6 separate regions of the Mus musculus genome follow, and all the other regions are linked to region 2. The links are chromatin loops, found by intact Hi-C in ENCODE. Cell type or tissue: heart. All regions are shown on one strand.

Region 1 (5,000 bases), 230 kb after region 2:
CCAGAATTCCTATCCCTGGTGGATTATGGGTTGAAAGCTGTCCTCTCTTAATTTTGATTGGTACAACAGGCACACAGCCGGGGCTCCAGTTCACTAACCTAAATCCCAGACCCACTAAAGGGAGCAAGAAACTAACCTAGAGACGGCATGAAAGCCAGAACTCATTGACAGCCATGCAGTTCATAGAATAAAAATCCAACCCAGAGCTCTGAGATTTCCAGCAAATATTGATTACCGTGAGAATCATGACTGATTTAGAAGTGAGATCAGTTCCTAGTCGCCTGCTGAGTTCAAACCATTGTTTTCTCTTCTCATACTCTTTAGACACGTGGACAGTCCTTGTTAGGAAGAATACATTTGTCTTCCTATCTGTGATTCTAGATGAGTTTGGCTAAGTAGAAAACTGTAAACCCAGGAGCTCTGTATTACAATGTCTGGCTTCTCTGTCATTCGAGGGCACATGTTTAATTTTTTCACTTAAAGCATCCACATTAATCATGCCCACAGGCACCGCATCCTCTTCTCAGCAAAGTGACAGTGCACGTGGTCACGCTGATGTTACCTGCCAGGTAACGGGGATGCGGCCAGGAACTCATTTGGGACATGCACTCAGGGACTGGTGGGGAAACATGGCTTCTAGTTGGCTTCCTTCCTGCAAGCTGCACAGAGGAGGCGTGGCTCGAATCCACAAAGTGGACTGGGAAGCACCAAGGAGCTCAACAAGATCACTTGAGGTCTAACATCGGACCAAGGTCAGTCGTGTCTGTGGGTGCCTGCGCCGACCTGGGCTACAGGAAGCCAGCCACAGAAGGCCTTGATGCAGAAAGCTCAGGGCGGAACATGCAGAGCGAGTTCTGTGCCCTTATAAAGAACCCCTGTTGCTGAAAGCTCCCTCCACCCGCAGCAGGGGCGGGGATCTGCAAGGGATCCAGATCCTTAAGCCTCCGGAAGTCGAAAGGGCCCTTTATACACCCGACTTGGAGCCTAGAACTACCAGGCCACTGCGGTCTTGACTGATTACGGTCAAAACATCCAATGAGCTGGCAAGCATGCATACGCAAAGACAGGCGCCCAGGGCCACGCGTGACTGTCTAAGATGTGTAGTGACAGTCGGTCGATTTCCAAAAAGCTGATTTAGAGGTCTAAGCTCGGCAACCTAGATCTGATGGCCTCAATTTTTCTGCCTCCCATCTCCCCGCCCCTGCAATCGGTCCCCAGACAGAGACAGAAAGGCTTTTTCCGGATTGCAAGTTGCCCAAGGTCCTCCGGGCCTAGGGCGCGCTCCAGGCTCCTCAATGCCCTGAGACCAGGTGTGCAGCACCCGGATACCAACCCTGCACCCGTACCTTTCCCGATCACTTCCAGCAGTTCCTTTTCCTCCTGGGTCAGCTCGCCTTTCTTTATGTGACCCATCGTTCCCGCCAGCTTGACGCTTATTCTATTTCTTTGGAAAGGTTTTTTAAAAAAACAAGAGACGTGTATGCGTCGTGGAAGACCGCCACAGCAAGGCAACTCGAGGCCGGAGCAGCAGCCCAGTGAAGTGGCAGAGTCGCTAGGGTCTCACGGCTGGGGGCTGGCGGGTGCGGCGAGCTTGAGCGAGCCGGGCTGGCGCTCTCCACAAGTCCCGCCCCCGCGCCTCAATGGCCAGGTCGGGAGGAGGAGCTGCAAGAGGCAGCAAGCGACTCCAATTGGAGCAACCTACGAGGTCCAAACCAAAAGGAGACATTTGGAAGGGGATTCAATACATCTTCTAGGTTTCCTATTCCCATGATAACCTATTAAGAAGTACAGGGACACAGGGTTCCTTGGATTCTAAGGATAGAAGTTCTCTGCCTGGTAGTGACTTCTGTGGGCACGTGCGGAGGCATTGGGATGCAGCTAGACGGGCTGCACTGCCCCTAAGAGTGGCGCGGTTCGGGCAAGGGGCGGGGATAGGGCGGGGCCGGGGCAGGAGGCGGAGCTACACCGGGTTCTGTGTGTCTGTGTCAATGTGTCTGTCCTTCACTCCTCCATTGTCTGCCTCAGCCACTGCCGCCGCCACTGCTGCTGCAGGATCCGCCGCAGCCACCAGTCTCGCGCGTCGTCGCTCCCTCCTTGGACAGGTAAGAGGTGATCAGGTGGGGCGGCGGGAGCCTGAGAGTTGAGCGAGCAGTGACCGCCTCCGAGCCAAGGGGTCCCAGCGGGCTGGAGCTGGCGTGGAGGAAGCATGTGCCACCTGGGGCGGTTGCCTTCCTCTTCATAGAGGAGCCCCCGCGCCGCGCCATCATCCATGCACGTACTGTGTATTAGTGCCTCTCGAGCGAGACCTAGACCTCGCTACGTTTGTCCGCCCCAAGAGCTCCGGGGACCGCGGGCCGGCCGTAAGCTGGCCACGCGGTGAAAGTGGCGGGTGCACATGGTCTCGTGCGTGGCGATCCCCGGGGAGGCCCACTGCCGGGAGGTGAGGGGAACACCCCATGACCAGCGACACTGGGAGAGGCTCGGAGAAGGTAAATTTCTTTTTGCAAACCTAGCCCTCCCCAGTACTTGTCTGTCATTTCTTGCCCTCTGTGGAAGCCATGGAACCTGGACCTGTGGTGTTCGCTAAGGATATTTAGAAGCGACTTACAACTGCTCTGATACTTTGTTGGGGTGTGGGGGTCTTTTTTGCTCTGAGAGAGCTGCCTGTCTTTATAACTCAGGTTTGGGGATTTATGGAACTAGGGAGGGTAGGCTGGAGAGGGCGGGGATTAAATTGGTGTTGCTGTCTATATATAGCCTTAGATTAGTTTCTTAATCCAGCCTTCATTCAACTGTGGTGTGGCTCCTGGAGCGTCCACCGTAGGTAGATAAGAGGTGAATATCGTGTGTACCTTTCTGTGCCTCCGATGCAAGGTACGCTTAAGAAAATATTCAATCATTCCTCCAAGATGCTTATCTGTAGCGTTCTACAGCGTCAATCACTGCTTCTTCGGAAATGACTGTTTAGTTTTGCTGTTGTTTCTCAACAGACTGGTATTGATGTTTCCGTTAAAACACAATTGTGCTAGGGAGAAATACTTGAATAATCATGTAGGTGGTTTTTATTAAGTAGCCCCAGGATCGCTCTTTCATTCCACGGTGCCAAGAATGATGTGAAATGCCTTTTCCTGTGGCCCCTCTACCTCGTTTTGCTCAAAGCGCGTACTAGCACTTCAGAGACCCACAGATGACGTTCCCTATCTCTTATCTTTAACCAAAATCTTTTCTAAACTCCCGCTGCCCATCCCCCAACAGCCACCGACAGACATGAGCTTCAGCTTGGGGAGGGAGGAGCAGATAGATTCTCCCATGAAAATGGTTGGTAATTATTCATCTCAATATATAACAAAGAAACTTTTGTTTGATGATGCTTTAAAAATGATGTAGCTGTTCAAACAAGCAGTAGGGCTTGTGAGAGTGACCAGTGTTGTGTAACACATAATGCTACCGCCACAGCAATTAATGTGCCAGAGGTAGTAGCCACAGACCTAAGAAAATGCCTGAGAGTAACCTCGCCATGTGACTACACATCATTTCATCAGATGCAGAGACAGAATTGGGTACTTAACTGCCAGGGTTTCCATCTCTGGTGCCAAATCTGGGCCATGGTTACTTGAAGGTCACACCTGTTTGTCTCCCTGGGGTTGTCAGTTCCTCGACCGATGGAAACATTAGGTTGTGTTTTAAGCACCTGGTGGGTATTTCGTCTTCTGAATGCATGGCTTTCATTTAGAGTTGATGATATTTACGGACAAAGGAAAACACCCACCCAGAAGTGCAGATAAATCCTATGTTCAGTTTGAATTTTGGAACCAGATACCTAATGGAGAGTGTTCAGAAGGGTTTCAATCGTAGCATAAATATTTAATGTCAAAATTAGATTAGCTAATGAGCTTATTGAAATGTGTTCTCATTAAAGAACTCTATTGATAATGAAATAACTATTCATTTTGACTATCTAATCTGTCCCAGATAGTCTGCCAGATGCTGTGCATAGGATTATTTTAACCATTGTCGCTATATGCCAGGAATCAGCCAGTATTATCTTCATTTATGAACGTATGAACAGAAACTAAAGGAGGTTAATTTGCCCACAGCCCCACATTTGGAAAGTATGGAATCTGGAATTAGATTCTTTCTGATCCGTCTGTAAAAACCTTTCTCGGGGTATGGTGGTACACACCTCTAATCTCAGTATTCTGGAAGCAAAGGCAAGCAAATCTTTCTACAGAGCTGCTAGACAGGGCTATGTTACACAGTAAAACCCTGACTTAGAGATTAAAAATAAAACAAATAAAAACACAGCCAAACTGAATGGGGAGAAAAAGAAATAAAAAGGAAAACCATGACTGTTCCTATGAATGCTGGAGGAGAAAGTTTATTAGATATCTGGGAGAATCCAGAGTGGATGTGACCCAGAGCCATGTAAGGAGAGGGCAGAGAGGAGAACCAGGTACAGCAGCCAAGAGGGCAAAAGAAACAGGTAACCGACATGGCTGGATTATATAGGGAAGAACCTCTGAGGGAAGGGCAGCCCAGCCCTTGCACTGGAGAGTTCATGTAGACGACAGGGGATGCCAGTCAAACCCTATAACAGGTAAGGACTGAGGGATGCTGGGAGAACCTTGGCCACTAGGTTGACTTTGGTATGTCGAATAACTCCTTCAGCTATTTGTCACAGGATTTAAGACTTTGCTTAGCACACAACTTTAGTCTCCTCGCTCTTCTTCCTGTGCTTGGCGGCGCTAAGTGGGGAAGGACACTTCCTTGTGCCTGGCTGGTCTATATGATGTGTATGTGAGCCAGTATGCCATGGCTGCTGGTCTATATGATGTTTATGTGAGCCAACATGCCATAGGTGCAAGCCTCCTTCCTCCTTGTTCCCTGGGCCTCCTTCTTCTCCTTTACCCCCAGCCTTCTTGAGATGGATATTTGTAGTTTATGTGTCTATTTCCATGGCTTTTTTTCCTTAAAAAAAAAAAAAAAAAGAAACCATATTA
Region 2 (5,000 bases):
TAAAAAACAATAACAAAACAAACAAACAACAACAGTAAAAAGCAGTGCTTTAACCCTCTATGACCCAGCTAGCTGCAGGTTTTTCCTAGCTGACTTTAACCCCAGTCAACATCTTAAACATTTCCAGGTAAATAAAGCTGTTACCCAGCAGAGTAAAAGACACTTACCCCAGTCCTTAACCTAAAGTTCATTAAACAGTCAATTCCATCCTATAACCCTACCTAGAGAGACATCTAGACATGTAAGACATACCTAGAAAGACATACCTACACATACCTAGAGAGACATACCATCACCCTGCCTCTCCTCTGGCAGGAAGATGAGCAACAGCATTCTGTATGGTCCTCAATATATGTTTCTGACTCATCAGTGTAGTGGCTGCTGCTTCTTTCTGTGGAGTTTAAACCAGTCCCATCGCAAAAGGGTTCAGGTCACCCCACTGTGGGGACTACGCTACTATGCTACATTTGTGGGTTCCGAGTCAATGACTATGAGTGATAAAACAATTTCCAACTTCAAATCCAGTAAAAATTGGGTACATAGGCCAATCATCCTGAACTGGACCTCTTCACAGAGTTGTATGCCCTAGACATACAATACTTTCATCACATGGCTTCCTGAAACAAAATTTCTTCATTGATAGTGGTGTCATGAAGCATGAGGGACCAAGACTCCTGATCTCAGTTCCTTGTTCGACAAACAAACAAAAAAATAAACCAAAAAGAGAAGAAGAAAACCCATAATGAATGTTCCTTGAATTATATAAGCTGTTATAATTTATTTCAATTTCCCTAATGGGCTATTAGGATTTCAAACTGCTGTAATAAATTAAGCAAAAATGGAAAGCAAATGTCCTTTTGCTGTATTTTCCACAAATAACCCCTTTCCAAACACTCTTTTACATTAAAAGATTTAATTTTTAGTGTTCACCTATCTCAGGCTACCTTGGTACATGCAAAAATGCAAATTAACTGAAAGTATTCCCCCAAGGGAAAAAGTGTTAAATGAAAAACAGTCTACAACTCCCTGCATATAACCACCAAGCAGACAGAGATCTGCTGCCAATATCCATTGCAAGCCATGTCATTGTCCATCTCTAGAAAGATGGTCAGCGTTGCCAGGATGAGTGTGGCGCTAGAACTTTGGAGGTGTGTGCTATTGGTAAGATGGCGGTATGAAGCAACCCCTGTACTATGCAGAGAAATAAAAGACACAGACAGGGGTAGGAACTGGAATCGTTTCCAGGTCTGACTGAGTTTCGGATGTAACCACCGGTCTTGATTACTCTAATCAAGGATGATTGCAGCCCTGCACTTCCATTTACCAAATGCCAATGCTCGGAAAGTAAAATAATCTCCTGAGAAATTACTGTGTCCCTTTGACTTTTTGAAGTGTATTGGGAGTTGTTACTCTTCTGAACAAAATGCCAAGGACAGTGGTCTCTATGGAAGCCTCCTGTAATCGTTACTTATGCTAAATATTGGCATCTATCTTGAAATGTAACCAGTCCGATTCAAGGTTTAAAGGCATCGTCACAACTGTCCATTTGACTTCAAAAGAGTAAAGATCTTGCAGAACTTAAGCACCTTCATAATCTTCCCTTTCAGTCTCGCCTCAGCCCCATCACATCACAACACAAGTAACTCATCTTTTTCTCCTCTCACAGTTTCTTCACAGCCTTCCTGACACTGCTCATTATTTCTGGAATCAACTAATTTCAGTCTCTTTTCTAGGGTGTCTTGGCCTCAACCTCACCATCCAATCACCTCCCGTTATTGAAAGGCTGGAATTAACTCTGCTTTTCTCTCTACTACCTGGTTATTTAGCCATGCCTGATTCCCAGAAGAAACGTGCCTGCCCAGGAAACTGGAGGTGCGGCTAGGACTCTCAGGCTCACGCATGCGCGGTGGCACTGTGCCCCAGGCGCTCCTAGAGCAGGTATTCCTCGGGCCCCGCGGGGCCTGCGTGGGAACCGAAAGTCCCTGGGTCCCCATGCACTGGTTAGCCAGGGCCCCAGGCCCGGCGCTGCCCGCCACGCTGCCTGTTGGGGATGATCCTGGGCTCGGGGGGAGCGGATGGCTGGCGCCAGTTACCTCTCCATAGCCTGCAAAGTGTAGCTGATGAGCGGCCTTTCCAGAACCCGGCAGAACTGCTTCGGGGTGCGGACGCCCATCCTTTCCCCGCAACCCCCAGCCGGCAGCACGGCGGCCACGGTTCCAGGGCGGTTCCCGGGCTCCGCCCCAGCGACGGACAACGGGGACTCCGGGAACGCTGAGCCCGCGCCCGCGGGGCCGCTCACGCAATGCCCAGGCTCAGCGGGCCTGCTGCACGGCCCAGGCTCCATAGCAGGCAGAGCGCAGAAGCTCGAGGTGCAGATGGAAACCGAGAGCGAGACGCCAGCACCGGCCCTGGGACGAGATCAAGGGTCGCACTGGGCCAGGAACGGCGCCGAGCGGACTCGGGGAAAGTGGCCTCGGGTGCTGATCGCGGAGGAAGCCAGCAAGCCTTGTCTTCCCAGCCTGGGCCCAGCGCCCCTAGGCAGCAATGCTCTTCCTGCTCTTCCCTCTATCCCTCCGGGCAGGTCGAGCCGAGGCTGCAGTAGCAGTCCTTACAGATTTGACAGTCACACACAGGCAGCTATGCACAGCACAGTCATGGGCCCCATTCTAGATAAGTCGGAAATAATTGTATTCAAGGTACAGTTCAAGACCCATATGTGTGCACCTCGGTCATAAGAATTTCGTTATCCACAGATGGCACCCTGATTCTACCAAGTGGAAAGACAAATGGCTAGGCAAAGTCTAGAATCCGTACTGCAAGGTTGATTCCCAGACCTGTCTGTCTGCACCTTTGAACAACCAAGTAGAGTGTCCTTGAATTCTGTATTCCACACTCAAATTTTAAGATTTTAAGATTTGAATGTTTTTAAATTCCACAGGTGATTCTATTGGGCAAGTGTGATTTTATTGTAACCAGAGGGGGACAGCAACCACACTCACTACTGAATAATCAACACACATCTCCTGTTAACAGGAAAAAGAAAAAAAAAAAAAAAACCTCTAGTGGTCATTTTCACTGACAGGGGAACGTGGGTGCTAAGTAACTTATGTAAGACTGCACAGCCAATGATGGCAAGGCAACCATAAATCTTCGGTTTAGAGGTGCAACGAGCAAGCGTTGAGAAGTTTCAGGCCTGGTGCTCATCTAGTGCTTATTTAGGACTATCCTTCTGGGAAATGTTGATGAAACAGAATGGGTACTCCGAGTGCCAGGCACCACTGTATTCAGGATCTGGAATGTGGAATTCATGAGAGCATGCCCTAGCTTTGCTTTGGGTTTGGGTTGTATGCCCAGCTTCAGGAATGTGACAGGGGCCTAATACTTACTGAAGGAACTGCTGATTGAATAATGACAAGGGAAAAGGAATTATTTGACCATGTATATTATCAATCTTCACCCATCAATAGCTAAATTAGAATCATAAAAACAAAAACTTGAGGATTGAATTACCCAGTTATAGTATTAAATCTCATTGTTTTTATCAACTTTGCCAATTGAAAGCATACGAAATTTTTTTAAAAATTCTCTTCTCTTACCCTCTTTTGTCTAATATTCTAAAGCACTTTCTTTTGTTGCTTTCATTATGACTAATGGACAGCTTCTGTGTTAACTGAAGTTTGTTGAACTCTTGACCCTTCGATGAAAAGGAAGCATTATAGCTTGCTTGTTTGTATTGCAATGCTTGAATGTTTCCTTCCCAGGAGGCAGGAGTGTGCAAGGAAGAGAGAGACTGAGAGACAGAGTGAAGCTGGGGGCGGGGGGGGGGGGGCAAAAAGACTGATTGAGTCTAGGAAAGAGCTCTTTGCTAGGGAGTTGGGTGTTTGATTTGTTAGAGCTTGCTCAAAGGAGACTCTTGAGAAGGCTCCATCGCATCTTATGAACTAACACATTATGTTACTTACAAAACCCAGTGACCAGCCCAGAGACAGCAGCACACTCAGCAGGCAGAAAGCACAAGAGGCAGACAGACGACCAGGGGAACTGGACTCCATAAAACCCATGGCTTTTGGCCTTTCCAATGTGGTTGCTGGTTAGAATTTTTTAAATCTGTGCATGGGGGTACATTATTTATGTGTCTTGTGGTGTTAGCCATTAAGTTTTATTATGGTAGGATATGTTAAATGTAGGGTTTGTGAAATGAGCGCGTGAGTTATGGAGCGAGCCACCCAAAAGGATGGAACTTTTACAAGAAAAAAGGGCTGGCAAGAATGCAGGCAAAGAAGCCTAGTATGCTTATGGAAATTTAAATTAGTCCGTTTTATAGGACTATTTTAGTTAGAATTTTATTGTTGTGAAGAGACACCATGACCACAGCAACTCTTATAAAGGAAAACATTTAATTAGGGCTGGTTTACAGTTTCAGAGGTTCACTCCAATATAGTAATGATGAGAAGCATGGTGGCATGCAGGCAGACATGGTACTGAGAAGGAGATGAGAGTTCTACATAGTGATCTGCAGGCAGCAGAAATGAGGACCGTGGGCCACAGTGGACATAGCTTGAGCATATGAGATCTCAAAGCCCGCACCACAGTGACACCTCCTCCAACAAGGCTACGCCTACTCCAATAAGATCATATATCCTAATAATGTGTAATGGGCTGTTTTCCTCAGCCTCAAGCTCCCAGAATAACAACTCAAACTCAAAATATATTTACAAATACTTAGGCCATATATCTAGGCTTATTTCCTAACTAATAACTTAAAATAATCCATTTCTACTCATCTACACTCTGCCACATGACTGGTTTCTCTGCTGAGGTACCATGGGTCTGCCCTCCTCACATCTTCCCCTGAGATTCTTCCCACTTCCCTCTATCCCAGAATTCTTTCTACCTATTGGATGTCCCACTTTTTATTCTACACGATAGGCCATTGGTTTTGTTTTGCTTTAATTGACAGGTGAAGCACCCATACAATACACTCGATATCCTCTCTACAA
Region 3 (5,000 bases), 170 kb after region 2:
CTTCTTTGTCTGTCTTTTTTTTTTTTTTTTTAATCAACAGGAGCCAATTATTTAGATGACTCTATCATAATTTTCTGTCTTCCTCTTGTCTTTCATTGAGAAACCTCCACACGTGTGACTCATCTAACGCAAGTTGCTGCGGTACAGTGGCAGAGACATTGTGATATATGATTGGGTAAATGTAAATTGCTTAGACTCTGACTTCCAAATTAAGATAAGCAAGACAGTGCTGGCGCCACTGAGGTGTACTTCGTAAGTAGCCTAGAGGGAAAGGTGGATTAACTAGTATTAACCTATTGAAAGCGAAAGTGTAAGCGAGTTTGCTTCCTCGCTGCTACAGGAATGTGCCCATACATCACACGACGCTTTCAGAACACTCAGACACAGGAAACTGATTTCATATCTCAGAAACTTAATTTATGGTAATTTAAGGACCAGCCATCCAAAACGCATAAATCCAAAAGGTTCAATACTTAAACTAGCATAGATGGTGTGGGGGTTGGTGGGGGAGGGTGAAGGAGGAATGGAAAGTAAGATTGCTTCCTGCTAAAATGCAAGAGCTAGAGAAGAGAGAAGGAAAAGGTTGAAATATCTTCCATATTATTTACTTTTGATCTCTGCCACATACTTTCTGTTTAAGATGAGATGGGCCATATACCACCCTGAGCATGGCCTTTGACTACCTAGAAGTCTTGGTCGCAAGCGATGTGGCAGTAATCTGGGTGTGGTGCTTTATTTAGCTGCAGGGAAGTGCTTGTCTGACAAGCAGAAGAGCCTGAGTCCTGTCCCTAGAACCTATGGAAAAACTAGACTGTGGTGGTGCATGCTTGTGATCTCAGCACTGCGGCAGTGTGGAAAGGAGGATCCCTTGGGTCCCCAGACGAGGCTAATTGGTGATAGGCTGCTCAGTGGAGAGCTTGTCTCAAAGGAGATAGATCAGATTATCCGAGGGTAATACCTAAGGTTGTCCACACAGGTACACACTCTTGCACTGGCACGAACACACCTACACACACACACACACACACACACACACACACACACACACAAAAGCATAATGAATATTTAACAAAAAATTATTTGAGTAGAGATTAGAAAATTCCAGGAAAAGAAGTGAGTAGTAGTGTTCTCAGAGGGAAAGCCGATGTGGACCACGATGAGTAAACACCCACAGCTGACAGAAGCTAAGAGGTTTCTCATAAGCATGACATGCAGGCAGCGTGGCTGCTCAGTGGCTCTAATAACCATATAAATGGGGGGGGGGTGTCAGCTCTGATTACACAGGAGAGTCACTGGGAAACTGACTTCTGCTCTAAAATGCAAGTGACTTTTTCCTCCTTCCGAATTCTCACTAAAGACAATCATGGTTTGCTTTTATGACCCTGAGGAGTGGCTGAAGCTATGGGGTGTGATCTCTTGTGGGCCTTTTCAGATTGGTCCTTATTTCTGGTTTGATGTGCATCTATGCAGTTACCTCGTCCGTACTGACAATTATTTGTTCCTGCTTTAAGTTCCTTTAAGAGTAAACGTTAGACCTTTTTCCCGTCCTTGTTACTGAAGTCTGGAGTTTTTTCTTTGTCATTTTCCCTCACTCCCCCAGTACACACACATCTGTCCGACTACATCTGACTCTGACTCTGCCTGAGTCTACATCTCCATTTACCTTTTCTCATTCCTCTAACTAGTCTTGTTGTGTAGCAGGTCTCTGCCATTGTCACTTCATCTCCCTTTAAAGCTCCTGTAAGGATTCAAATAGCCAGGAAAGCTTGTGTTGATAAAATCCATATCTCAATGTCTTATTACTGACAGAGAATACATCCAAGTCTTGTTTTTCTTCAATTTTTAATGAGTCTTGTTTTTTCAAACATGCCTCTCCAATCTTCTTTATGTTGCAAACTATGCATTTTAAATGTTAGTAGGTTTTTCTGGGCTTCTGATGCCTGATATTATCATCCCTTTATTAACAGCCCCTGTGTTTGATGAATAGTCTACAGAACAGTACTCTTAAATTTAACCAGAGTAAAGGAGCCACATTTCTTTGGGTGACACAGCTGTGTGGCAGCTGGAGCCCTTCGCTCTGCTGCCATCTAGTGGTTCTCTGCTTTATGTGTTTTTTTCAGAAGTATTTCAGATGCCACATTGAAAAAAAATCACACAAACTTCATTTCTCATTTAATGTTATCAGAGGATGCACAGATAAAATATGTCACTAGAAAATAAAACATTCAAAGTTTCTAACGGAAGCATTGTATAAATGTCCCTCCGTGCTGATGACGACGGATGATTACTTCAGAAGTATCAGGATGGGTACTGCTCCCATGAGGCCCTTCCTCCCCACCGCTTTCTTGCAAAGTTAGGTTCATTACCCATCTCTTAGCCACACAAGTCTTACAGAGGGATGTGAGATGAACCATAAAATCCACATCGGTGTAGCTCCTGCTGAGATCTCCAAGTGCTACTGGCATGGGCATCCTCTGAGCATGAGGACAGTGGGGTTCAGGAAGAAACCTGTCAGGACAGTGTACCTGTATCCACCCAACCCCATTACTCCTGAGACCAGAATAACTCCAAGTAATCTTTTGTGAAAAGCAGCCTCAAGACTTTTGTAGCTAGCATCTTGTTCTTCCCTGGCAAATTTACCTATAGACATTTAACGGTTTCCTCTTTTGTGCCAGATCTGTGTGAACCTAGTGCTGTTTCTAATGGGCATTAACAACCAGTGAACTTTGACTGACTGGATCCAACAGATAGTAAAATATGTGGCGCTCTAAATAGGGAAGTGTGTGGTGAGGCTGTGGCCAGACAGCAGGCACAGCTGCTCACCCTGCAGTGGTTATCCTTGTCCTGTCCCTGAGTCTTCATTGTCTGTCTTCAGAGGTGGTAAAGGGAACTATTGTGAAATCTGACATCTTATTTTGTGTTCTTCCTTTGCAGGTCTGTACCAAAACCCTTTATCCCAATATAACCTCTACCGATTGTATATAATCTTCCACCTTCCCGGACTGGAGTTGCTTGATCGGAAACGTAAGAATGCTTTAGGAAAAAAAAAAAAAAAAAGGAAGGGAGGGAGGGAGGGAGAGAGAGGGAGGGAGGGAGGGAGGGAGGGAGGGAGGGAGGGAGGGAGGGAGGGAGAAGAAGAGAAGAGAGGAGAGGAGAGGAGAGGAGAGGAGAGGAGAGGAGAGGAGAGGAGAGGAGAGGAGAGGAGAGGAGAGGAGAGGAGAGGAAAGAGAAAAGAGAAGGGAAGAGAAGAGAAGAGAAGAGAAGAGAAGAGAAGAGAAGAGAAGAGAAGAGAAGAGAAGAGAAGAGAAGAGAAGAGAAGAGAAGGAAAAAGAAAGGAAAAGAAACGCAGGACACCTAGTGAAAGAATACTTACAGCTAATTTGTTTATGTGGATATGTGTTTACTTACATGTTTGTACATGCACTACAGACCTGCCTGGTACCCTCAGAGGCCGAAGATGTTGGATTCCCTGCAAAGTTACAGATGGTTGTGAGCTACCTTGTGGGTGCTGTGAATGGAAGAGCAGCCAGTGCTCTTAACCACTGAGCCACCTCTCCTGTTCTTGACACCAAATTGTTTACCGCCTGACACTTTGATTGATTGAGTTCTTTCTCTTTTCTCTTCTCTTCTCTTCTCTTCTCTTCTCTTCTCTTCTCTTCTCTTCTCTTCTCTTCTCTTCTCTTCTCTCCTCTCCTCTCCTCTCCTCTCCTCTCCTCTCCTCTCCTCTTCTCTTTTCTTTTCTTTCATCTTTTTTTATTTTTGTTAAGACAGAGTTTCTTTGTGTAGCCCTAACTGTACACCAGGCTGGCCTTGAACTCACAGAGATTAGCTTGCCTCTACTTCCCAAGTGCTGGAATTAAAGGTGTGTATGTCCACAACAGGCTCAATGCTTTGGTTTCTTGTCACAAAAATGATTTATAGAGAATCTCTTAAAATACAAATTCTAAAAGTCATCTTCTTTGAAATTCTATATATTATTAAAATTGGCATACTCAACAGTGACTTCTCACACATGCCTATTCATTCATATGTGCATATATGGACATATATGCATGCAGTCTGTTGTGTACTTTTGAGGCCTAATTCACCCAAGCACATATGATCTATCCCTTATCCCATTATCTTGCTAGCTGTAAAGACTATCCTTTATCCTTTAGGGGTTGTTACTGTGAAGGTCTGCCCGTGAGAATATATCTCCTTCCCAGCAGTGGTGAGGGAATGCAGAGTGTCTCCTGTTGTCATGTCAGTCATATGCTGATATGTCCTAGAAAGTCTCAGGAGTGTGCTAGACCACAGGATTGAGTGCCACTATGACAGGAGGATATCCACTGAGTGCTTGTGAGATTGGATTAATAACTAAAATCTCCTTGCATAATGGTTCAACAATATTGTCATATATAAGTTAAACCTACTTCTGTGTGTATGCATGTATGCATGTTTGTTGGAGCACACTTGTATGTTGAAGTATGTGCACACATGTGTGCATGTATGTGCTATCAGAGGCAGAGTCTCATCTAAACCAGAGATCAGCGATTTGGCTGGTCAGGCAAGGCAGATTGCTCAGATTTTTTTTTTTTAATGACTCGGTATGCTTTTGTTAATTTTAAATATTATCTCTCTTTTCCTTTATTAGAAATTACAGAGAAAGAGAGAAGATACATGATTACCATTTTTGACCATAAAAAAGCTCATGTGATTCAATCAGTAGCATTTGGAAAACGAGTGGATGCCTCCTGGAACCCCAAGTTACCAATAAAGCAAAAGCGGGTCAAAAAACCTCCCTCAGGTACAGTGGAAAAAGAAAACTGAGGTGAAAGCTCTGTAAGCTTTCGGAACCCTTGACTGCAATAATAACTGTAACTTCCCTGTATCGTGAAGTACCTTCGAATTAATTTCCAATATTACATCTTATTTTCATATTTCCCCTGTTGATCCAGTGAATAATGTAATTTTCGCTTTCCCTCACCCATGTTACATGATTCAGTATGGTAATAGTGGCC
Region 4 (5,000 bases), 340 kb after region 2:
CTTTCTTTCTTTCTTTCTTTCTTAGATAGATTCTGTTATTCCATCTAGGCTAGTCTTCAACTCATAATTCTCCTGCCTCTGCTTTCCCAGGGTTGAGATTATAGCTATATGCTATCAAGCTTGACTTCCAAATACAATTCTCTTGCCCACCCAAATCTTTCAGAATGTTTAAAATACACGAAGTATGTAGAAAAGAAAAGCTTGAGACTGAAGTAGTTACTTCCACCCTGAAAACTGCTTACGCTTTATTTGGATAGGATATTGGTGTTGGAGTCTCAGATTTTCTTGTTGACACTTCTTTGTAAACTGCTTAGTTTAGTTTTATTTATATAGTTTAAAACAGAGTCTCCCTATGCAGTGTTGACTGACCTGAAACTCACAGAGATCTGCTTGCCTCTGCCTCCAGAGTACTGAAATTTAAGACGTGCACCACCATGTAAGTATTAAAATTCTGGATTTTAAAAAGAAAAGTAGAGCAGTATAGTTTGGAGTGCAGAGTTATTTCCCATACTAATTTTTAAAAATGTTTCTGGGAATACATACAAGATTGATAAGGATTGCAAGAGACGTAAAATCCATGAGTGTTTATTTGCATGGTGAGTTCTAAAGGAAGTACAAATAGGCTGGAGTATTTGAAGAGAAGGTATTTAATTAACTTGTTTAAGTCAATGATTTTTATGTTTGTTTTTTTTGGGTTTTTTTTTTGTTTTGTTTTGTTTTTGTTTTTTGACATACATTCACCTAACCGTGAGAAGTTTTAGGCTCAAAATGTACAGTAAATTTGAAAATCGCTTTTTAAAAGATCTATTTTACTATTTTACGAGTGTTTTGCCTGCATGTGTGTACCATGTGCATGCTTGATGCCCACTAAGGTCAGAGGAGGGCACTGGATCCCCAGGACTGGAGAGACAGGTGTTGTGAGTGCCATTTGGGTGTTGGGGTCCTCTGTAAAAGCAATAAGTGCCATAACAGCTGAGCCAACTCTTAAGGCCCTTAAAAATCTCTTTATAAAACCTATTGGTAGAATTTCTTTTGATAGAAAATACCAAATAGAAAATACCAAGCCTTTACTGCCGCTTAACAGTTGGAACCCAGTAGTGAGTGCCTTAAAACCATCAGGCGCACTGGTGCATCTGATAGGACACTTTATTCTATGCAAGGGGGTCTGTCAAATAGTGCATGATATACTTCTAATAATCTAGTTAGAGGTTAGGAATCAGGATGAAGATGCAGCAAACAAAAGTGATGATAAATTAATTGAATCTGTTATCGAAAGGCTTCCTAGCTTGTATTTATGCAAAAATAGGCCCCTAAAACCCAGGATCCCACTACAAGAATAAAGACTCCTGATTTATTTTGCACATATGTATTCATAAGGTTTATTAGTATTTCAAAAATCCCTGTAGATTAAGTCCTCTTGATCTGAAATCTGTCACAATTACAGGTTACCTTTCTTACCTATGTCGAGAGAAATTAGTTTTTATTTGCTCTTTTTAGTCTTTCACTGATGTTTTTCCTTTCATTGCCCCCTTCCCTGTTCTCTGTAAATCTTTCATTCTTGTCGTCTTTCTTTCATTCAAACGAGGCCAGGTGCTTCGATTTGTTTTATCATCTCATTCAAAATGGTGCCACGTCACCCACAGGGCAAGAATGGAGAGAGGTGCTGTCATTTCTCCTGCCAGCGTGGAGCCCCGCCCTCTGCTGTTCACCTGGGAGGGGGGAAATTATACAGAGGCCACAGTCTCGTGAGCCAGAGGCCGGCTCCCTCCAGACAGTCTCGGGGCCCCCTCCTCCTCCTCCTCCTTCTCCTCCGCTGAGCTGCCCCGCCTCTCCCGGACCCCAGAGCGCATTGATTTGCATATCTCTACCTTTGTTCCCTAGCAGTGGCCAATCAGAGTGCAGGGCGAGACGAGGCGGCGGGGCGGGGCGCGCGATCGGCGGATCCGCTGCGGCCGCAGGTTGCAGAGCGGGTGGGAGCCGCTGCGGGCGCGGCACTGCAGCCCTGATCCTGAACCCCGAACCCGAGCCCCGAGCCTAGCCCGGGCCACAGGCTCAGGAGGCCAGGATCCAGAAGCTACTCGCCCAGCCCGGCGGAAGACGCCTCGACCCGCAGGCACCCGCTAGCCCACGCGCCACGATGGTGTGCGGGGGCTTCTCGTGCTCCAAGAACTGCCTGTGCGCGCTCAACCTGCTGTATACCGTGAGTAGCCCGCGCCCGGTGGCACCTGCGGGGGCCGTCGGCCTCCTCCCCGCCTGAGTATTCGCCTGCGCCCCATCCCGCGCCCCTTGCGGGCTTCCCACGCCCCAGTTTCGCCTGCAGCCCCCGCCCGGGACCCCGAGCCTGCTTGTCGCAGTCTCCGCCCGTCCTTCATTGTGGCGCTCGCCCCTCGCCCTGCTCTCTGCAGCCCTTCACTTTCGCGTTCCTTCCCACTCTCCCCATTCTTTCATCCATCCCCAGGTTTCCATCTCAATCCCTCTAGCCGCACGCTTTCGGCTGGCCATCCCATCTGGAGGTTCGGAGGCTGGAGAGCAGCCCGGGCTTAGGGGACAGGTTTGCGGGATAGTGGGGCCTGGGATGGACCAGGCGGCCTGTGGATGGCGCGCTTCTGGCACAGCTCTAAAAGCTGCCTTTTGAATGGAGGCCATAGAGCAGGTTCACAGGATATCCGTGGCTTCCGAAGTTTGTTTCGTGCTTACATAAAGTCTCTTTGTTGATGTTTCTGCCCGTGAGGTATTCGCCTGATGCTTTTCCCATGCCATCTTCCTTCCCCTTTATCAATATTCTAGCTCCATTTTTGGCGAAGTCCTTCAGTATATAGTCCTCCACCCAAGTCGTTTTTATTTTTTTATTTATTTTTTCCTCCCTACGTATCAGCATATGCCTTCCAGCTTTAACATGGAAAACTCAGTTTGATTTTTTTTTTTTTTGAGGCATAATTGTGGCTGGACAGCAGGAAGTTGAGGTGATGTTTATTGAAAACCTTCACCACCCCAGCCTTTTCATTTGTCAATTTGTTATCTATCTGTGGCAAGCGCAGTTGTCTAAATTTTATAACGGTAAAGACCAAAAAAGGCTTTACTAAGTTTTCATAACTGGTAGTTGGAGAGTCTGGACTGGAACCAAGCTGTGGAATCTAGACCTTTCCACAAGCTGCCTCTCCTGCGTGGAAGAAACTTCCTTTCGGTCATCTCATTCCATCGGAGACTTGTTCTCTTCTATAAATACATCTGGTGCTTGCAGCACCCACCCTGAAAACAAACCCAGTTTCCCTGCATTAGCAGAGCCAGGCCATCTGGGCCAGCTTAGGTTACATCTATGGACAAGAGAGGCCGCTTGTGGTTGACAAGCAGAGACACCAGGTCACGGGTCATTTTACCTTTTTTTTTTTTTTCTGGTGTGTGTCTGAAAATGATGGCAAAGCTTTGACATAGGCACCGATGGTGTATATATTTTTCTGGCTAGTTCCTGGGAATCCAGTCAACATGCTCACAAATGGTACACTTGGCAGAAAAATTCTAGAATACATGGTGGCGAAACAGCTCCTGTCACTGGAAATCCATGTCAAGTTTCATATTAAGTTCACCTGTGCGGTGTGAGGCATGCTTACCACATTGCTATATTGTAAATTCCTATCCGTTCTTGAACAATTTCTCTTATTAACATGAATGGTCTGCTTAGAACGTCACATTCTATTTTGTGCCTGAGTCCCCCTCCCCCCCTCAGTGATTCAGTCATCTGTTTACCTGATTCTCCATCTTACAGTGTCTGCTTACACACAGTGCAGGGTACAGTGGCTGCTTCTGTGCCTCTTCGGCTATCTGTAGACATCAATGTGCAATATATACATTTAAAAAAAAAAGAACCTTTTTTCTTTTTTCAAATCAAGTAATACTGCTTTTAAGGTATATTATTTCCAGCAGTATTTACAGCGTGTCGTGAAAGCCAGGAGAAAGAAAAGTTGACCCTAAAGGCATATGTTAAGATTATTTAATATCTGCCCTAAATTATTGACTTCCAAAGTGTGTGTTATTGATTTTTTATCAGGTATGCAGTGAAAATTAATTGGAAATTCATGGGAATATAAATATGGCTAGCCATTCAAAGTCCTAGACTGTTTTAGACAAAGGGAAAAGAAGTTATTGTCTAAACATTTCCTCCTAAGCATTGCAAATAGGCAAAGTGACTATGACAGCGAGGTGAACAGAAGGAAAGGGTAGACTTGATTTTTAACATCTAGCTAAACATAAACACCTGTGTCTTCTTCCCTGTCTCTCCCTCAACATTTGAAGATGAAAAAAAAAAAAGTGTGATTTCTACCAGGGTTGAATTTGGCGATTAGGAGGTATTTTTTTTTTAGGACGGGAATAAAAAGATCCTCTGTAGGTTCTACTCTGGCCCTGGTAAGTGCTTGTGTTCTGCTCAGTGCTGCAGTGATAAAGATGAGGTCATTTCTGCAAGTGTTAGAACCAGGGTAGCTGGCGGGAAGGCCCATGCATGCCTGTGTCAGACTTCACCGCTGTTGCTTTGAAGCATTTTCTGAGAACTCGGGGGCACTCTCAGCCAAGCTGTGTGCCCTCAAGTGAGCCAGACAGTTCTCAGTGTGACCAGTCTAGAAGTAGAAAGCAGGTCCCTCAAACACGATGGGAGGAACATCCCTGAATTTGTCTTGGGAATCCAGTGACTGTAGAGCGGTTAATGGTGGATTTTTCTTTTCTGCCATGCGTCTTTTAACTGAGGGAATCGCAGTACTGACATAACCGTGGGTTAATGTACTGTGTGTAAACAATCTGTACACGCAGATGAAAAGGGGAAGTAGAATTGGTGTGTCATAAGGAACAGAGCCACTTGCTTCAGAGCTTCCTATATTTAAAGATGATGAGTTTCTTCAGTCAACAGTGTTAGTTGGTTTGTGATGACATGAGTCTCAACCTGGAAATGCAAGAGCAAACCAAACTGGACTCTAAAGTGAGTATGTTTGATGAGGCCGCTTCTCATTTAT
Region 5 (5,000 bases), 290 kb before region 2:
AAAAAATCAGAGAAAACAACAAAGAGCGGCAGTAAGGAACTCAGAATACACAAAGTATTCAAACATACATTTAATAAGTCCTGTACAAAGGAATAACAGATATAAAGGGAAATGGTTTTTAAAGATGTATTGCTGAAATTATTCTATAGATTCACGAACAGATGAACACTGGGTTTTATAACCCAGTGAATCTTGGGGTAGATAAAATGAAAATAAAAAATCCTACAAATAAATATTGTGGAAACATCGGGACACTAAATATGAAGAAAGCTTTAAATTAGCTAGTCAGAACACACACACACACAGAGAGAGCGAGAGAGAGAGAGAGAGAGAGAGAGAGAGAGAGAGAGAGAGAGATCAACAGTTGTACTGACAGCCATTTTTGTCACTTCAACAATTGAGACAGGAATAAAATGACAATTTATTTCAAGTTATAATACAAAAGTGAAAACTAACCTTCTCTCCTAAAGCCACCAAACTATACACAAATGCTACTTTTAAAAAATTATAATAAAACAGTCTCTGTCAGTTGAGCAAAATACATTTATTACACTAAAAAGTCATAGGGGGGTAGGTAGGGCTGGAGAGATGGTTCAGTGATTAAGAGCACTGGCCTCTCTCTTAAAAGACCTGGGTTCAATTCCCAACACCCACAAGGCAGCTTACAGCTATCTGTGACTAGAGTTCCAGGGGCAAAACACTAGTGCCCATAAAAATAAATATATTATTTAAATTAAAAAAGAGTCACATACAAGAAAGCAGACCTCAGAATAAAACTCTAGGAGGTAAGAAGATATGCAAAATAAAGTAATAATCTTAAAATAAGTATATGGATATAAAATACCAAACATTTTCCAGGAAATAATTATAATAACAGGTAAATATATAAGATAATTAAAATTTTAAAATCACAATATTGGATAAAGAAAATGTCACTTAGAAAGTGGGAAATGATAGTAAAATAAAATGCATTAAAAAGGATGACATGAAGAGGGACTGCTAGCTCCAGATACATATATAGCAGAGGATGGCCTTATCTCACATCAGTGGGAGGCAAAGCCCTTGGTCTATGGAGGTTTGATGCCCCAGGTTAGAGGGATGCTAGAGTGGTGAGGCATGAGTGCATGAGTGGATGGAGGGGCACCCTCATAGAGACAAAGGCGAGGGGAGAAAGGGGACCTGAGATGGAGGGCTGTGGAGTGGTAACCAGGAAGGGGGATAACATTTGAAATGTAAACGAATAAAATGATTAATTAAAAAGGGTGACATAAACGAAGGCTAGTTAAAATACTAATTTTAAACATTCATATAAATATGGATAATAAATCAAATTGTCTGGAGGTAAGATGAGAAACTTCTTAATCAGAAGAGATTTAGTAAAGGGGCAACGAACCACGAAGGCCACCCTCCAGGTAGCTAAAGCCAGTAGCAGTGGTCTCAGTATTTTCTCCTAAAACAAGGAGAAGATCAAAAAGACCAAATGAACCCGGCCTCCTGAATACAAAAGGATGATGTGAAAATCCTGAATGTCAAAATGACTTAATTAAAGGAAAAAGAAAACGACGGGGCACTAAACTGTAAAAAGTTCCCATGCCACTAGAGAAGGAAGAGAAAAATGAAGGGTGGAGGCTGATCTAAAGTCAACAACAACAACACACACACACAAGAAGCCCAATAGAGATGAGGGAGGACATCACCTTCATAAAGGGGAGGGGCATAAAACAGCCCTTGATTTGACTGACAGCCTTCCCCTGGAACAGAAGAGCGCAGAGAGAGGCAGGAATTTTTTTTTGCAGCTGGGTACTGACGAGAAGCTAGAGCAGAAAAGCTAGGGTCCAGAAGAACAAAGAGAATTAAGCAACTGGAAAACACACAACTTCCACTAACTTCACTCAGGACCGCGTATTTAATGCCATTTGGTTCTGCTGCTGTAACAGAAGAGGGCAGCATTGATTTAGGTAAACAAGGCAAGCCCACAAGGAGGATGAGAGAATGTAACACCTACAGTTGTCACACAAAAGAGAAAATATTTGACCAACTCTACTATCGAATTTCCATCGAGGAAATTAAAGATAAAGTAGGAGACTGTAGGGGACACCTCAGTCTGCAGCGCACTGTCACATAAGCCCGACATTCTTGTTGAAAATGAACATACTGAGGTCATTGATGAGGAAACTATCTTTCAGTTGCCAGGATAAAATACTGACCAAATCCAACTTGGGGGAGGACAGGATTCATTTACTTTACACGTCCACATCACAGTTCACTGTCAAGGAAAGCCAGGGGAGGGACATAAACAGGAAGCTGAGAATTGAGGCAGAGGTTCCCAGACAAATGCTACTTAGTGGATTATTTCTCCTAGCTTTCTCAGCTTCCTTTCCTATACAGCTCAGGCCCACCTGCCCAAGGGTGGCCATGCCTACAGTGGGCTAGGCACTGTATTAATTAGCAATCAAGACAATGCTCCCACAGATTTGCCCACAAGCAAATTGAGTGGGCTTATTTTCTCCTCTGTTGAGAGTCCTGCTTCCCAGGTGTCTTCAGTTTATGTCACATGGCGGGAGTGGGGGGGGGGGGGCATGGCAACTAACCAGCACAGAAACCTAACTGGCCATTTTACACAAAATAATTATCTGATATTTGTCCTACTGGAGACTGAACCATGGCTATGTAAGTACGGAAGATTCGAGTCTAAATCGCTGGAGGTAGCTTAAGTCAGGCATGGATGTATGCAGTGCACAAAAGCCCAGACCTGGCTGTGTGTATGAAGGGGCCTGTAGGTGGCAGTGGAGAAGATGACAGGAGAAGATGACAGCTGGGGGCTTCTGATTACCAGCCTAGCTGCAAGTTCAGTGAGGTACCCTATCTCAAGAGTGTACAACAGAGAGGGATAGAGCAGTAGATTGGACATTCTCCATAGCTTCCATACTCCCAACACACACACACACACACACACACACAAACACACACACACACACACACACACACACACACATACTTGCACGTACAACTTATATATGCAAAACACACATATAAACACACACACAAAAATCAACAGTGAATATACAGACAAATAATATTTTTCAAGTGCATGCCCATGAAAGGCCAAAGATACGCCACAGATTAAAGCGGTTGACAAAACAAACTGCAACATATGTTTTCAAAACCTAAAAAGGGAGATGGATCCTACTTGAAGATTAAATAATGGAGTCACATCAATATTAACTTCCTGATTTGCGTACAAAATTCTGCTTCTAGGGTATGCATGAGTTCCTTGTATTGTTCCTACGTTCTTTTGGTAAAACTGAGATGTTTTGAAGATGAAAAGTAAAAAGTAACAAAAATAATAAAAAGGGAGAAAACAATTTTAATTAAAATGTTAAGAAAAAATCCTCGGCAAAGGCAAACAACCAGGTGAACAAAATAAGTCCAAATATAAATGCACAAAGTTCATAGACAGAAACACAAAATTTGCCAGGTTGAATTAAAAACTAAAAGCCACCATGGGAACACCAAAGCAAAGGGCTGGATTTTACAGGACTAAAAGACATTCATAAGCCAAGCTTTTATCAAAAGAAAGTCTGGCTCTCTGTCATCACCAGAGGACTTTAGAGCAAGTAGATGTCACTGATGTGTGAGTGTGTGTGCATGTGTGTGCAGGTGTGATTCTCCAATCACAGGCTTTGGGTGTTTAGAACAACCCAGTCCATTATGGATTAACCTGATGGGCCCGGAAGGCATCCATGAAAAGACAATGCAGGATGTGTGAGTGTGGGTCTAAACACACAAGAGTCATCTGCAAATGAAACAGGAGAATCAGGAGAATGGGAAACAATCCCTAAGAACCACAAAGGAAAAGTGGGGCTGGCTTGGAGTTTAAGAAACAAAACAAACAAACAAACAAACAAACAAAACCCTTATTACATATTCAATAGAAAGAAATACAAAGAATTGCCATTTTGTTGAACTTGGGATTTTTTAAAAGAACTAAACAGACTCAAGGGAACTTTAATTTCCTCTTCACATGATAAGGGTTTGATGTACGCTTACAAACCCTATTTTTATAGAATTATTGCTTGCATTGCTTTGCGTTATATCCTATTAAACTGTCCATATCTATCTCTATAATGGATCTGCTTTTCTTTAATGCTAAAGAGAAGTCATCCCAACTGAAGAAAAATCAAAAGGCAACTAGGTGGCCTGTGCTTGCACAGTAGCAAAGACTTTCACCTCCTCAAGCCGCCATTCTCTTTTCAGCCTTTTCCCCTCATGACTCATCCAGTTTTAGCCAGTGTCCCCTACCCTCTCTACCTCATCAGTCCAAAACCTGTCTCTGAGTTTAGCCACACCTCCCCTAGAGAAAAGCTAATCAGCCAGGTTTGCTTCCAGCAAGAATTTTATCAAATTCACTGAACAAAAAGCCCAGGCCTCTCTTAATAATTTTGTTGTTGTTTTCTGTTTCAGTTTTGGTTTTGTCATTGCTGTTGAGCATAGACCTATCCTGTAGCCTGGCCTGGCCTGGCCTTAAACCCATTTTGTAGCCTAGGGTAGCCTCAATCTCCTCATAACCCGCCTGCCTCAGCCTCTTGAGTGCTAGGGTTACAGCCACAAGCCCAGCTTCAAGTTAATGTTACCCAAATCCCATCAGTACATATGACAGATAGCAGCGTTTGAATTTTACAAATGGAGAGAAACTGCAGACAGCTAGAATCAAGCTTCCATTCACTTTGTAGAGCACAGTCTCAGAAGACAAAAAGAAAAAAAAAAAAACTATGACATCACTGTCTCCTCGTCTGTATTCCCATCCTTCCCACTTCCCACTTCCCCTTCCCTGCTTTCCCAGCGCGCCCACTGCTGGGGCATGTTAGGCTCAGGCGGTGGAGGCCTACTCCTGCAGTGGTTCATGGGATAAAGTTTCCTTAACTTCTTCAGTGGGCATCATTTTCTTTAGCATTAAAGAGAAGCAACTCTATTTATAGAGATAAAGGTGGACCGTTTAA
Region 6 (5,000 bases), 360 kb after region 2:
ACTAGCTAAGAGTGGTTTCTCTCTCTCTCTCTCTAAATTGTTTGAATGGCTGCCTTAGTACAGATGCATGGTGTTTTATTTGTGAGTTCATTACAAAATGATATTTGTTTTAACAACCTCTTTCATTTTCGTGTGTGTATGTGTGTGTGTGTCCCAACACATGTATAGAGTTTAGAGAACAGTTTGCAGGATTGTAAGAGCTCTCTCTTTCTACTGTGTGGGTTCTTGGGATAGAATTGCCCAGCTTGGCAGCAGTCACCCTTACTTGCTGAGTCATCATCTTCTTGGCCTGGATTCACATTTTTAAATAGTAGAGAAAAAAAAAAATCAAAGGAAGGGACATACTTTGTGATACATGGAAATTGATGTAGAATTCACAGTGGGAAAAGAGGTGTTGATGGTTCCGGTGGCACATGCAATGTCATCTGCACTTGGGAAGCCAAGACAAGAGAATCCTGACTTTGAGGCTAGCCTGAGCTATCTTACCTTATCTCGGACACTCTGAAACCCTTCCAACAAAGATGAAGCCACCCCTAAACCAATAACAGACAAAGCAAAGCAAAGCAGAACAAACAAAATGTTAAACCTTCAGCCAAACGAAGCCAATAAGACAGAAAAAAACATGGGGCAGGTGTCAACACAGCTCTGGTCATTCCATCTGTACCGTGTGTCTCAGGCCTGTGTACAGTATTGGAATAGGTCGTGGCAGGGGCTGTGATGTACGCAACCAGGTTAAGTGACAAGAACAATTTCTGACTTCTGTCTTTAAGTCTTGAATTTACTATTTAAATGTAAAGTTTATTAACTTAATACTTTAAGAATATTTAACTTTTAACATTCCTGATGTTTAAGAATCCCATTAATGGCTGGGCATGGTGGCACACGCCTTTAATCCCAGCACTCGGAAGTGGGGGGGGGGTGGCAGAGGCAGGCGGATTTCTGAGTTCAAGGCCAGCCTGGTCTACAAAGTGAGTTCCAGGACAGCCAGGGCTACACAGAGAAACCCTGTCTTGGAAAACCAAAAAAAAAAAAAAAAGAATCCCATTAATGTAGGAAGGGTTTGGCATGATTTTGGACGAACGAACTCTTTAAAGCTGTGTATGTACTTACATGTATGCTACCCAGTGTGCGTGTGGAGACCAGAGGACCCCAGAAGGACTTTTTATGTTAAGGGAAATGCAGATTGAAGATCTTGTCTCATGACCTGAATTAGTAAATGCGCCTCTCTCATCCAGAATTTGATGTTAGCAGGTGGGTGGGATGTGTCATCTGTGTTACCATGGACACAGGGTGCCATGGTTCTCAGTTGTTTGGTTAGATACTGCTTTAAGGGTATTTTGAACTGTAGCCAGCATTTAGAATCAGTTGATTAAGCGAATCAGACTATCCTTCATAGTGTGGGTAGCGCTTTAAAATTTCTCTTGTCTGAGCTTCATTTTCTCATATGTGTGTGTGTATGTATGTGTGTGTGTATATATATATATATATATGTGTGTATATATATATGAGAAACCAACACAAAGTATGCATATATACATATATGCATATACATATATATATATATATATATATATATATATACATACATACATACATATGCATACTTTGTATTGGTTCTGTTTCTGGAGACCACTAATTGCTGCAGTTAGCTACTCTGATGTGTGTACTTGTGGAGCATCCTCTGTGCCTGTACCAAGATTACTGTGGTGATGCTAAGCCAGGCAGAGGTGAGGCCCTTCTTCACCCCCCCCCCCCCAGGCTCCTTTTATTGGTTGTGAAAGGGAATGTGACACATTTAGGTGTTACAGAGTCAGAAGTAAGCTCACCTGTGAAAGGGCAGAGTGCGTTTTCTCAGCTCACCACTGTTTGAACTTGTGAGGAGACTCTGAGGAGACAATGATGCAGAACTCACAAGGAGCAGCTGAGGAAGGGAGCGGTTTGTTTTGGTGTATGAGCTGCTGTGGTAATGTCACCTGAAACGAGCTCTGTGGTCCCACAGATGGCTTCTTTTTTTTTTTTTTTTTTTTTCCCCTCCCATGTTTTGGCTCTTTGACCAAGATTCAAAAAAGAAAATGCTTTGGGTAAAAATAGAAACAGATGCACAATATTTAGCAGTTTTGTTTATCTCTCTATATATGTAAATAAGTTTTTAAATCAGTGTATATTGCTTTGCACATAAACAGTGGTGCATTTGAGCAAGGGAAAAAATCACATAGTAATTTATATGTTTCTAAACAGAGGCCTGTCAGTAGTGTGATGCTAGAAAAATCTAGTTTTGAATTTTGTTTTTTTCCAAACTGGGCATTACACTACCTCATTACTCCTGGAGATGGTTGACCGCATGTGTACTGAAGGCACACAGAACTATTCTGCTCTATAAATCCTCTTCCACCCCTTTCTGAAACTGTATTAAGCTATCTATATCTTCTAGAGTTCATTATAATTCTTATGTGGTTTACCATTTATTTGTTTGTTTGTTTGTTTAAAGAATAATTATATCTTTGCGTTTTGTAAGCTCCGTCTTACACACAGGCGTACTAGCTCTTTAGGTAGTGTTTGATAAACTTATAAATACAGTGACTGGAATAGAACATGATTTCTCCTTGCTCAGCTGCCATTTCATTTCAAATAGCAACCTCTCCTTCCCTATTTTAATCTTGATGGCTTTAATGGTCTCTTGCACGTCTATGGTTTTACGTACTGGAAACAATTTTCAAATGTTCTCCAGGGCTCAGGCCCTGATAAGTTCCAAGGATACCTGGAGGTTCGAGCCTCGGAGAGCTTACATCCGAATTGCCTTTTGCTCCTGGAGAGGCGATAGGGCAACAGGTTGTAGTACAAGGAAAGAAACCATAGCTTCACATTTGAGGAACACAGCTTGTTAGGGGAGGGAGGACTGTCTCAGCCTTTTGGGGAGCGGGAGAACAGAGGGGGCTGCGGGCCGACTGGGTTATAAAGCAAAAGGTAATTTTCATATGAGCACATCAGAATGATAGACTGAGGTGTGCTGGTGCCTAGTTTTACATAATGCTGTTACTGGGCTAGCTTATGCTCCTTGTAGGCGTCAGAATCCAGATGACCTTTGAGACTGCATGGTTGCTTTCTGGATTATTGTTAATCTTTTTTTTTTTAAGCATAATTGGGGATGACTTTAAATTTATTACAACAGTACCATCAACTGAGCCTTGTGGGTTTCAGTCAGCTTTCTCTAACTGTGGGTTTCACATTCATGCATTTAATCAACAGGATCAAAAAATGGTTTCATTAGCCAAGTTTTTTTTTTCTTGTTATTATTCCCCTGACAATTTCTGGTAGCATTGCAAGGCAATGTCCAAGTCACCCAGAGATGGTCTGAAGCTTAAAGGAGGATATCATAAAGTATATACAAATACAACACCATTTGAATGTGGTGTGTGTAGCAGGTTCCACAGCTGACACCCTGGGGCCCCCAAGGGACTCTTGCCGTTGTAGGAAAGATGCTAAGATGTTAATACCTGAGCGGTGCGGGCGCTATAACGCTGAACCTCTCCCCATCTCTCCACAGCTGGTCAGCCTGCTGCTCATTGGGATTGCTGCCTGGGGCATCGGCTTTGGGCTGATCTCCAGTCTCCGAGTGGTGGGTGTGGTCATTGCTGTGGGCATCTTCCTGTTCCTGATTGCCTTGGTGGGGCTAATTGGAGCTGTAAAACACCACCAGGTGTTGCTATTTTTTGTATCCTTTTAAAAATCAGAATTTTTTTTTACTTCAATCAGATAAAGTTCTCATTATCAAGCATGTGATTATGTCTCAATGGTTGCTACTAATTTAATATCATCATTAGGTGATTCCTTGCCCAAAAGCAACTCCTAGAAACGCAATTTAGGAATATCTGTAAAGAAAATGTTTAGTTATCCTCAGCCCTTCCTTATCATACCCTAACCTAAAGTGTTCTACAAGTTGGGCACAGATCTAATTTTCTTTTGCAAATTCAGAGTTGAGTTGAACTTCTGCCATGACTTCTTCTAGACCTTCCTTACACATCAATCTTTGGTTGAGAATTCTACAGTGTATTCTCTAGACTTAGTTTTGAGAAAGCTTATACATTTGTCCCTATTTTTTATTTTGCAGATTTTAGAATTTATATTTCATTTTGGATGTGGGGTTTTCAAAATAAAATTATCTTTCTGTTTCCCCTCCCTCCCTCCCTCCCTCTCTCCCTCCCTCCCTTTCTCTCTTTCTCCCCCCCCCCCCCCCATTTTTTGTTGTTTTGCTTTGTTTTTGAGACACAGTCTTTGTAGACTAGGCTAATCCAAGCTTGGGCGGTTCTCCTGTCTCTGCTTCTTAGGCCATGGGGTTACAGGTGTCACCCACTGTGCCTGGTGTATGCAATTATTTATATTTTTCTAAATGAATTTATAGTTATAGTGTATTAACAAAATAATAATTAAGCGTATCACTTTGAACACTTGTTCTAGTTTATAGGTGAATTGCTTTGAGTGTACTTGAAAGTTGTGTCAACTCTGCTGCTTTATGCTCTTCCCGAGCATCTGCAATGTCCCTGGCAGAAGGTGAAGGCACTTGCTGCCAAGTTGGATGACCAGAGTTCACTCCCTACTACCTACATAGTGGTAAGAGAGAACTGACTCCTGCAAGATGTCCTGTGCATGAACACCGTGGCACGTATGTGCCCTAATGCACGCGCATACATACTCATGTGTGCATACCCCCAACCCCACACACATGCACACATACAGTGGATAAATAAGTGTTATAATAAAAAAGTCCTTAACTTGTAACTCTCAGTATATGATCATTCTCCTACTTGTATTTATTGTCCAGTTTTCAGTATCTTGTGCTTGTTTAGCTCTGAATCGGGAGCAGCAGGTGAGTAAAGGTTTTTGGTTTTTTGTTTTGTTATTGTTTGTTTGTTTTGTTTTTGAGATATAGGGTCTTATTGTGTAGCTCTGACTGTCCTAGAGCTCACTATGTAGACCAGATTGGTCTCAAACTCACTGAGACC

What was found. A loop is a pair of places that touch in the nucleus more often than their neighbours do. Peaks named below come from ENCODE experiments on the same cell type or tissue, not always from the same donor. Only the 100,000 strongest peaks of a DNase experiment are listed, where the experiment ranks them.
Region 1: it touches region 2 in a loop (4-fold over the local background); 3 of 42 quality-filtered maps call a loop at or near these places.
Region 3: a loop joins it to region 2, with 3 times the contacts of the local background. A loop is called at or near these places in 11 of 42 quality-filtered maps.
Region 4: a loop joins it to region 2, with 2.3 times the contacts of the local background. A loop is called at or near these places in 2 of 42 quality-filtered maps.
Region 5: it touches region 2 in a loop (2.2-fold over the local background); 2 of 42 quality-filtered maps call a loop at or near these places.
Region 6: it touches region 2 in a loop (2.2-fold over the local background); 2 of 42 quality-filtered maps call a loop at or near these places.

The regions. Positions count from the first base shown.
Region 1 is chr12:36,153,770-36,158,769 of GRCm38, reverse strand. It overlaps Bzw2 (basic leucine zipper and W2 domains 2), which reads left to right and starts at 1,945. Exons shown (of 12, transcript NM_025840.3): 1 at 1,945-2,102. It overlaps Ankmy2 (ankyrin repeat and MYND domain containing 2), which reads right to left and starts at 1,646. Exons shown (of 10, transcript NM_146033.3): 1 at 1,347-1,646. The coding sequence starts at 1,413. In heart, a CTCF peak has its summit at 2,093; DNase peaks (open chromatin) are centred at 829, 1,639, 2,039 and 3,579; H3K4me3 peaks cover 4,184 bases; H3K27ac peaks cover 3,779 bases.
Region 2 is chr12:36,379,118-36,384,117 of GRCm38, reverse strand. It overlaps Crppa (CDP-L-ribitol pyrophosphorylase A), which reads right to left and starts at 2,668. Exons shown (of 10, transcript NM_178629.6): 1 at 2,094-2,668. The coding sequence starts at 2,344. In heart, a CTCF peak has its summit at 3,095; a DNase peak (open chromatin) is centred at 1,947; H3K4me3 peaks cover 1,352 bases; H3K27ac peaks cover 1,350 bases.
Region 3 is chr12:36,212,351-36,217,350 of GRCm38, reverse strand. It overlaps Lrrc72 (leucine rich repeat containing 72), which reads left to right. Exons shown (of 9, transcript NM_001361098.1): 6 at 2,935-3,024; 7 at 4,634-4,786. Among named protein-coding and RNA genes, the nearest start is that of Gm40390, 35 kb to the left of the region's middle. In heart, a CTCF peak has its summit at 2,088 (motif pointing left); no DNase peak of the experiment used is centred here.
Region 4 is chr12:36,039,451-36,044,450 of GRCm38, reverse strand. It overlaps Tspan13 (tetraspanin 13), which reads left to right and starts at 1,973. Exons shown (of 6, transcript NM_025359.3): 1 at 1,973-2,200. The coding sequence starts at 2,138. In heart, CTCF peaks have their summits at 1,966 and 2,597; DNase peaks (open chromatin) are centred at 1,890, 2,610 and 3,250; H3K4me3 peaks cover 1,995 bases; H3K27ac peaks cover 1,301 bases.
Region 5 is chr12:36,668,118-36,673,117 of GRCm38, reverse strand. The region is part of intron 9 of Crppa (CDP-L-ribitol pyrophosphorylase A); the gene reads right to left. Among named protein-coding and RNA genes, the nearest start is that of Mir5099, 150 kb to the left of the region's middle. In heart, a CTCF peak has its summit at 1,941 (motif pointing right); no DNase peak of the experiment used is centred here.
Region 6 is chr12:36,022,617-36,027,616 of GRCm38, reverse strand. It overlaps Tspan13 (tetraspanin 13), which reads left to right. Exons shown (of 6, transcript NM_025359.3): 2 at 3,545-3,712; 3 at 4,784-4,864. Among named protein-coding and RNA genes, the nearest start is that of Tspan13, 17 kb to the left of the region's middle. In heart, no CTCF peak of the experiment used is centred here; no DNase peak of the experiment used is centred here.